Regions from separate parts of the Homo sapiens genome. Here region 1 is linked to region 2. A link is a contact called in ENCODE Hi-C data. All regions are on one chromosome and are shown on one strand. The core of a region is the stretch at or near the end of the contact, and the rest is flanking DNA. Distances in the headings are between cores, read along the strand shown. Region 1 holds the start of CNOT10 (CCR4-NOT transcription complex subunit 10). Region 2 holds the start of SLC4A7 (solute carrier family 4 member 7).

Region 1 (4,556 bases), core at 550-3,049, 5.2 Mb after region 2:
CAGGTGAAGCTAATCCATAGTGTTAAATGTCAGCATAATGATTATCTTTGTGGAGAGATGGGAAGAGGCATGAGGGGAACTCCCAGATATGGGTAAAGCTCTGCCCTTTCTCTGGGTGCTAGTTATATGTATGTGTTGAGTTGATGAAAAGTCAATACACTGTACTTATGATTCATGCACTTTTCTTTGTGTATGTTAGCCTGAATTAAAAAGTTTAAGAAAAAACAAATACTTTTTTTTTTTTTTGAGACAGAGTCTCACTCTGTTGCCCAGGCTGGAGTGCAGTGGGGCAATCTTGGCTCACTGCAATCTCCGCCTCCCGGATTCAAGGGATTCTCCTGCCTGAGCCTCCCAAGTAGCTGGGATTACAGGTGCACACCACCACGCCCAGCTAATTTTTGTATTTTTAGTAGAGACGGGGTTTCACCATGTTGGCCAGGCTGGTCACAAACTCCTGACCTCAAGTGATCCACTTGCCTTGGCCTCCCAAAGTGCTGGGATTGCAGGTGTGAGCCACCACGCCCGGCCAAAAACAAATACTTTTTTAAAAGAAAGTTTAAAACAAAAGTTAAAAAAAAAGAAAAAAACAGGTACAAACCTGAAAAATCTCCCAATTAACAAAGCTGGGACAATTTTAGCAACAAAATAATGTAGTATTGGAATGTAACCATTATAAGATAAACATCCATGAGTCCATACTGATATAAATAGCTAAGTGAGGGAGAAGAGGCAAACTTCCCTTGGGGAAGATAATTTATGTACATACTCCCCACTGCAGGAGGTAGAGCTTAAATACCCCGCCTTCCCACCTTGAGTGTGGGTTGCATTTATTGACTTGGTTCCAAAGTAGTGTGGAAGGGTAGGAGGAGTAATTGCACAGTAGAGAAAACTGGCAAGCACTACCTTAGAGAGGTAATCAAGGTTAACATGATCAGTGATGTCATTTTGACAGCATGTACCCTTGATTCTATGTGATGAGAACAGCCAGTCACCTTGTGGTCTTCCTCCTAAACACCCAAAACCCCAGTCTAACCATGAGAAAAATATTGGCCAAACCCAAATTGAGGCACATTCCACCAAATATCTGAGGAGTAACTCTTCAAAACTGTCAAGGTCATCAAAAACAAGAAGAATCTGAGAAACTGCCACAGCCAAAAATAGCCTAAGACGACATAATGAATAAATGCAATATGGTGTCCTGGACAGGATCCTGGAACAACAACAAAAAAAGGACATTGAAAGAAAGCTGGTAAATGTGAATAAAATGTGTAGTTTAGTGAGTAATAGTGCGCCAATCAAACTGGTTTCTTAGATGTGATCAACGTAACATAGTAAAATAATTAAGATGTTCACAATAGGAGAAACTAGGTGAGGAGACAGGAACTCTAGGTGTCATCTTTGCAACTTTTCTGCACAACTACAACTATTCTAAAATAAAAGGCGTTTCTTTTTAAACGGGAATCCTCAACAGCGCCTCTCTCATGGGGTTGCAAGAAATCAATGAGATAGTACAGACCAAGTGCAGGGCTCAGTGCTTAGCACATAAATGTCAGATGTGGTTATTGTAATATTATGTAACATTGAGGGACAAAAGCTCTGACACCTCGGTGTTTTAATTAGAGTAAGCAAAGGACAGACGCGCGTACGTCCCACCGCGTCAGCCCTGTGAACATCCAGAGGTTCCAGCCAGAGTACGTCCGGCCGGAGGCGGGGCGCGGAGGGGACGTCGGCGTGGGGCGGGGCCAGTAGCAGTTCCCACGCCGGCGCTCCAGGCGCGGCAGGCTGCCGCCCCCGGAAGTAGTGGGTACCGGGACGCCGTGAGGCGGAAGCTGTGTATGGCGGGAGGCTGTGGCGGTCCCTTGGTGGGGAAGCTGTTGCTGTTGCTAGACGACGGGAACTAGCTCTCGTCACTTCCTCAGCCCGCCGTCTGCCCACTCCTCTAGCCGGAACCTGGGGGCCCGGAGCCGGGGTAGGCACAGAGTTGTCCTCGGAGGTCCAGGACAGCGGCCAGCCCGGCGGCGGGAGTCAGGGCCACGCCACCTGCAGGGAAGAACCCGAGTCGAAGCGGGAAGATGGCTGCAGACAAGCCTGCAGGTAGGGCGCCAATGTCCCGAGCGACGAGACGGCGGGACGTGCGGGGCCGGGCGGACCCTGAACTCGGAGGCGGCGGGGCCCGGGGTGGGGACTCCAGGGCGACTTGAATTTGGGCGTGCATTTCTTTACCCCATCCTCTGTCTCGGCTGTCGCTAACATGAGTCTTCGGGCCCCGGGTCCAATAGTTGTTTTACTCAAGTGCAGTATTTGAAGTCGCCACTGGCCGCCTTTGCCCTGCTCTTCAGAATAACTCCGGCCCAAAAAGCTTAAATGTATTTTGCCGCTTCGCAGAATTTTCCGCTTCTTCGTGGGAAAAGCAGACAAGAGAAAGTCACCCTGGAGCACACATCTGCCTATAATATCGCGTGGCTGAGGCTGGGATTCACCTGGGCTGTTTTGACCACATGTGGCTTCCTCTGGTCATTGACTCCTGTGAAATTAACTTTGTAAAAACCACTTTTTTTTTTCTTGATAGAGACGGGCGGGGGTCTCGCTATGGTGCCCAGGCTGATCTCGAACTTCTGGGCCCAAGCGATCCTTCCGCCTTGGCCTCTCAAAGTAAACCACTTATTTAAAAAGGCATAAAATCCTATTGTCTCTCTACAGTCTGTGCTCCTAAAATCTTGCATTTGGTACTTAATTGCTCTAGTTCCTCGAAATTACTTAATCTCAATGGTTTTCTTTATGGATTATTGCTCCCATTCCTAGAATCTTCCACATTAAGGAATATAAAATTATTTCCTGACCTTGTCCGGAATGTTTCCCGCAAGAAATTCATATTCTTTGTGGCATCCAGGTTTTATTGGAAAGAACTTAAGTGACAGGATTTAAAAGTGATGGAACTTAAAATTTTTACAGTGAATTTAATTTAAAATTAAAGAAAAACTCAGTGTGCTGTGGATTTTAGTAGGTTCTGGTCACAATAACTGACAAATGAACTTCACTTGGAAATTAAGCCAATTCTATTTTAGGTACAGAGGAATAAAAATCATTAGAGGATCTCTTCAATAATCTAAGAAGAAAAACAACAGAACAAAGGCCTTGAGAGGGTATAAGGAATGTGCTGTGAAATTTTGGATAGGTTGTTCAGGGAAGGCCTCTGGTGAGATGATATTTGAGCAGAGATATGTAAGAAGTGAGGGAATGAGCCATAAGAAATGAGGAAAGGTGGATGAGGGAGAGACTATTAGACAGGAAAACGGCATGGCCTGTCCAAGGCTGGACCAGGGGACCAACATCTTCCTCCTTATTTTAGAATAGTGTCTGTGTTCCCCACATTTACCATTCCTACTTGCTCATACCATTGCGCTTGCCCGAAATCACCCTTTTAGACCTAAAGCCCATCCAGTTTTCAAATCCTCAGTCATAAAGCCTTCTACTTGTTCATTTATTCATTCGCAAAGATTGAGTGTTGAATAATGGATATGACACACTCCCTGCCTTTGAAGACCTGCTGTTCAGTCTGTTGGAGGAGACAGGCATATCCTAGCTGCACTCCTGTTTGGTAAGAGCTGTGTAATGTGTGTAGTTGAAGAATAAGGTCCACAGTGATTAGGGGACTGTTTTTTTCATTGGTTTAAGTTTATAGGCCATATTGAAGGAAACTTCCTGCTTTGATATAAGGTTAAATTTGAATAAAATAGATGAGTGTTTAGTGTAGCTCCTTTGAATCTCTGCTCATCTCCATCTCATCTGCTGTGTTTCTGGCCTTTATCTTTTAATATGATCTATGTCGCATTGAGTAGTCTTCTCACTGGTGTTTGTCTCTTGTCTCTTCCTATCCCATCCATTTTCCTCACTGTCGCCCCCCGCTTTTTTTATGTCCTAAGACATTCATTGAATCCTGTCATTCCCCTTCCTATAAAGTTTCTAAGACTGTACATGCTTTGGGCATCAAGTCATCATTCTTTTTATTTAATTTTTATTGTATTTTCTTTCTCCTTTTAAGTCCTCACGGTTTTTTTTTTTTGTTTTTTTTTTTTTTTTTGAGACGGAGTCTCGCTCTGTCACCCAGGCTGGAGTGCAGTGGTGCGATATCGGCTCATTGCAAGCTCCGCCTCCCGGGTTCACGCCATTCTCCTGCCTCAGCCACCCGAGTAGCTGGGACTACAGGCGCCCGCCACCACGCCCTGCTAATTTTTTTGTATTTTTTAGTAGAGACAGGGTTTCACCATGTTAGCCAGGATGGTCTCCATTTCCTGACCTTGTGATCCGCCTGCCTCGCCCTCCCAAAGTGCTGGGATTACAGGCGTGAGCCACCGCGCCCTGCCGTCCTCACTCTAATGTGGTTTGTGAGCATCTTCAAAATCTATTTCCAGCTGGATTTCTGTATCAACCCACCCAGCTCTTCACATCATAAATTACTGTTGCAAAGCATTGTGTTTTTTGAGCTTTTGAGCCGTAGTGTCCTTTCTCTTCTCCGTCTGGTGAACACTATTCATTCAGTCTATCTTACATGCTGC
Region 2 (4,356 bases), core at 1,606-4,105:
CTTTTACGACTTTTATTTACCAAAACTGGGTGAGCGAAGATTTAATTTTATCAACGCCAATAGTTCCTCTTTCCTGTTTTCAAATCAGTTCAACCTACAGCTTTACTATTCTCCCATTCTATTCGTAGACTATATGCTAGTTTACTGTATTTGATTTCTATTATTGATTTATATATGTTAACAGTAGCCAAGCCTTATCTTCTCAAAGACTTAGGAGGTTTACCCTTCTAAAGTGCTCCCCTACCACGTCATTAACAGCAGTGTTTAATAATTCCTTTGTCATCTGTCTCCCAACTCAAATATCACTTCTATTAGGATAGAGTTGGGTAGGGTGCCATGGCTTACACCTGTAATCCCAGCACTCTGTGAGGCCGAGGTGGGTGGATCACCTGAGGTCAGGAGTTCGAGACCAGCCTAACCAACAGTGAAATCCCATCTCTACTAAAAATACAAAATTAGCCGAGTATGGTGGCACATGCCTGTAATCCCAGCTACTCGGGAGGCTGAGGCCGAAGAATCACTTGAACCCAGGAGGCAGAGGTTGCAGTGAGGCGAGATCAGGCCATTGCGCTCCAGCCTGGGTGACAGAGCGAAACTCCGTCTCAAAAATAAATAAATAAATATTAGGATGGAGTTGGTTCTGCCTTGTTGGCCACTACAGTAAATAGTGTAAATAATAGTTTAAATAGCATAAACACTAGTCTAAATAAGTGTTATTACAATGAATGAATGAATAACTTGGAGGGCAATGGCCTTATCACATGCTTTCTCTACTAGCTAGGCAGGCAATATTTGAGAACACACCATAGTTTCTATCCAGCTCCGTGAAAACTCGAATGCACTTTACTGCTCAATTGAAAATTTGCAAATAAATTTAAGAACAGACAACATCATACTTGAAATACACAGAGAAAGTACTATAAAACAGTTTATTCAAAGGCTACACAAAGAATTACAGAAGGCCAGGCGCGGTGGCTCACGCCTGTAATCCTAGCACTTTGGGAGGCCGAGGCGGGTGGATTGCCTGAGGTCAGGAGTTCCAGACCAGCCTGGACAACATGGCAAAACCCCGTCTCTACTAAAAATACAAAAAATTAGCTGGGCATAGTGGTGCGTGCCTGTAATTCCTGCTACTCCGGAGGCTGAGGCGGGAGAATCGGTTGAACCTGGGAGGAGGAGGTTGCAGTGAGCCGAGATCGCACCACTGCATTCCAGCCTGGGCGACAGAGCGAGACTCTGTCTCAAAATAATAATAATAATAATTACAGATTATTTAGGATGAGTTTCCAGTATTCCATTACCATCACTGTGAATTATCTTCCAATAACCACTGCTAAATGACTTCACTGTCTGGTGACTGAGTTTTCTTCTATGTTAGAGAACTTATATGAACGTACTGAACTAATGAATGACTACTTTCCATAACCTTAACTATAATCCTAAAAGTTAAAAGGGAAAGCCGGCAGGCAGTTTTAAAGACAACTCTTGAATAAAAACATAGGAGAAGTAATTTTCCTCTTAGTTGTGAAAGACCGGACAATTTTCCCTGCAACCTTCCCGCCTTTGCTGGTTGCATAGTAAAAATTAGAAGTAGGAAAATTTAGAATACTTCCATCTCCTTTGAGTCACGAACTTGGAAAGGAGAAAGAGACAACTGCGGGGACGCATGTGCTCTAAAGAAAGCAGGAAGTCCGCTTCTTGAGCATGGGCCGTTCACCCATCATCACAAATGGGAACACCGGCCTTAAGTCCATCCCCATTCTCTTCTAACCCTGAAATCAAAGCCAGTCTCAGTAGGAAACGCGATCTTGCTAGCTGAGTTAGAGAAGGAGCACCAGACAGCTCAGGACACCCTCCTCCTTCTACTTGGCCTGCGGCAGGAGGATACTCCCCGGGTCCCAGCCAGTGGAGAAGGCGGACCCGGCAGGCAACAGCGAAAGAGCCTTGGCCGGGAAGGAGCGCGGCCAGTCCACGCGGCCGGAGAACTCACCGAACAAAGCGCACCGCGGAGCGGGAGGGGACACTCGGAAAGAGGGGGAAAGATTCAACCAGCTCTTCACCACTGCCTGGGGCTAGAGACAGGTGGAGCCGCCGTCCTCCTTAGAAGGAGAAGAAAGATAGGTTTTCGAGGGCTAATCTGAAACTCCTGCGCCAAGGCAACCGGAACCGGGACCCCGCCTGGGGAGCGCGCTAAGAAACAGGGGAGGCGAGCGCTGAGGGAAGGGATGGATGGTCGGGGTCACAGGCGGCCTCTGCGGGGATGTCGGGGTCCCGCCTGAGCCGCGCAGAGGATGCCCGCGGCGCGCCGCCGGCCGCCCCGACTCGGGCCTCCCGAGCGCAGCCGCTGGCCCCCTCCCACCCGCGCCCCAGGCCGCCACACAAAGGGGATGGCGAGGCGCGCCGGCCGCCGGGAGGTGGAGGGGCGACGGGCCTGGGACGAGGTGGCCGAGCCGCGACGCCCGCCGCGCCCCCCGCCTTTGTCTGCCTCGCCCCGCGCCCTCCCCCTGCGGAGGAGCCCCACCGCCGCGGCGCCCTCACCCTGCTCGTTACCCGGGTGAGTAGCGGTCTCATCTGCTCGCCGGCCCCATCAGCCTCCATGGCCGGCCGGCCAGCCCGTGACGGCCGCTACGGTACTGCCCCGCGCGGTCTGCCTGCTTCTGCCGCTGCCCCTGCCGCCGCCGCCGAGCCCCCGGCGCGCGAGGACAAACGTGGGTGCGTCCGTGCGCGAGGTGTGCGCGCGTGGGGAGAGCCGGGCGCCGGGCGCGGGAGACGCGGGGCGTGCGTGTGCGCGCTGCGACTGCTGGGCTGGCTTTAGTAGGAGAGCGAGGCCGCGGCGTGGAACCTGAAGCTAGAACTGAGCGAACCGGCGGACCGAGCGGGAAGGAGGAGAGCCGCGTAGGAGGAGGGGTTCGGGGGCGGAGCCGCAAACCGTGACGAGCCCGGCGCCGGGGCCAGGCAAGACACGCCCCCCCGCCCCGCCTCCTCGGGTCACGCCCCCTGCCAGTCTGGCACCGCCAGCCTCCTCAGCGCGCCCGCGGGCCGCGCCGCTAGGCCACCGGGAGATGGGGCGGGAGGGAGGCGGGACGGACATTTGTCCCAGCCAATCGGCGGCTGGCGGACTTCCGCTCGCCTCCCCCGTGCCACCTCCTCAGGACGCACCGCCCCTCTTTGTATAAGCTTAATTGACCGAAGCTGAGCGTCTAACTAGTTTTTCAAGTCGGAAGCTCCCCTGACGTTCTCAATGGGGTGGGGGGTCACCACCTCCCTTGGCTCCTAACTACATTCTTTAGAGGCTGCAGGGAAGGAGGACGCCACCTCTGTCAAGGACGCCCAGGATAACCCTCCGAAGCAACTAACGAGTCTTCACGACTCCTGGAAGTTTCTTTTCTGTCAATCCAGTAGGCACGAACCCCAACTCAGGGACCGTGAAAGATGGGGTACACTTGACCAGGTGTCCTCCTGTGCTTGCTCGCCCACTGAGCACCACGACAGCTGCCACTTTTTTTTTTTTTTTTTTTTTTTTTGAGACAGAGTCTTGCACCAGCCCAGGTTGGAGTGCAATGGCATGATCTCGGCTCACTGCAACCTCCGCTGCCTGGGTTCAAGCTATTCTCCTGCCTCAGCCTCCTGAGTAGCTGGGACTACAGACGCGCGCCACCACGCCCGGCAACTTTTTGTATTTTTAGTAGAGACGGGGTTTCACCATGTTGGTTAGGCTGGTCTCGAACTCCTGAGCTAAGGTGATCCACCAGCCTCAGCCTCCCAAAGTGCTGGGATTACAGGCATGAGCCACCACACCCGGCCAGCTGCCACATTATTGAGTCCACCCTGTAGGCCGTCTCTCAAATATCCCTTCTGTAACGGGATGATTGTAATACCTGCCATGCAGGCTCATTGAAGGATTAAGGGGATTTATATTCATAAAAGTGCCTGGCACATAGCATGCTGATAATTTTCATTATTGTTAACAGGTTTCTCTTGAGTGTTTCATAAAGATGAGAAATTTGGCCGGGCGCGGTGGCTTACGCCTGTAATTACAGCAGTTTGGGAGGCCGAGGCGGGCGGATCACCTGAGATCAGGAGTTCGAGACCAGCCTGACCAACATGACGAAACCCCGTGTCTACTAAAAATACAAAAATTAGCCAGGCATGGTGGCAGGCACCTGTAATCCCAGCTACTCAGGAGGCTGAGGCAGGAGAATCGCTTGAACCCAGGAGGCAGAGGTTGCAGTGAGCTGAGATCACGCCACTGCACTCCAGCCTGGGTGACAGAGCTAGACCCTGTCTCAAAAAAATAAAAAATAAAATAAAAAAAGATAAGGAGAGGTTTAGTTGGGAAGAACTGAAGCCATGCAA

Evidence for each region. Hi-C counts contacts between places; a loop is a spot of excess contacts on that map. Pooled maps may share reads with other maps.
Region 1: a loop to region 2 is called in a map of B cell, with 23 times the contacts of the local background. The contact joins the promoter of CNOT10 here to the promoter of SLC4A7 in region 2. A Hi-C loop is called at or near these places in 3 of 168 maps with a recorded cell type or tissue (B cell, CD8-positive, alpha-beta T cell and naive thymus-derived CD4-positive, alpha-beta T cell) and 6 of 50 pooled maps.

Annotation. Positions count from the first base shown.
Region 1 is chr3:32,683,389-32,687,944 of GRCh38, forward strand. CNOT10 (CCR4-NOT transcription complex subunit 10) reads left to right here and starts at 1,800. Exons shown (of 19, transcript NM_015442.3): 1 at 1,800-2,094. The coding sequence starts at 2,073. RefSeq lists a silencer at 1,601-1,910.
Region 2 is chr3:27,481,529-27,485,884 of GRCh38, forward strand. It overlaps SLC4A7 (solute carrier family 4 member 7), which reads right to left and starts at 2,856. Exons shown (of 26, transcript NM_001321103.2): 1 at 2,539-2,856. The coding sequence starts at 2,598. RefSeq lists enhancers at 1,595-1,654, 1,815-2,024, 2,055-2,114, 2,130-2,906, 3,385-3,514 and silencers at 2,285-2,354, 2,385-2,744, 2,775-3,254.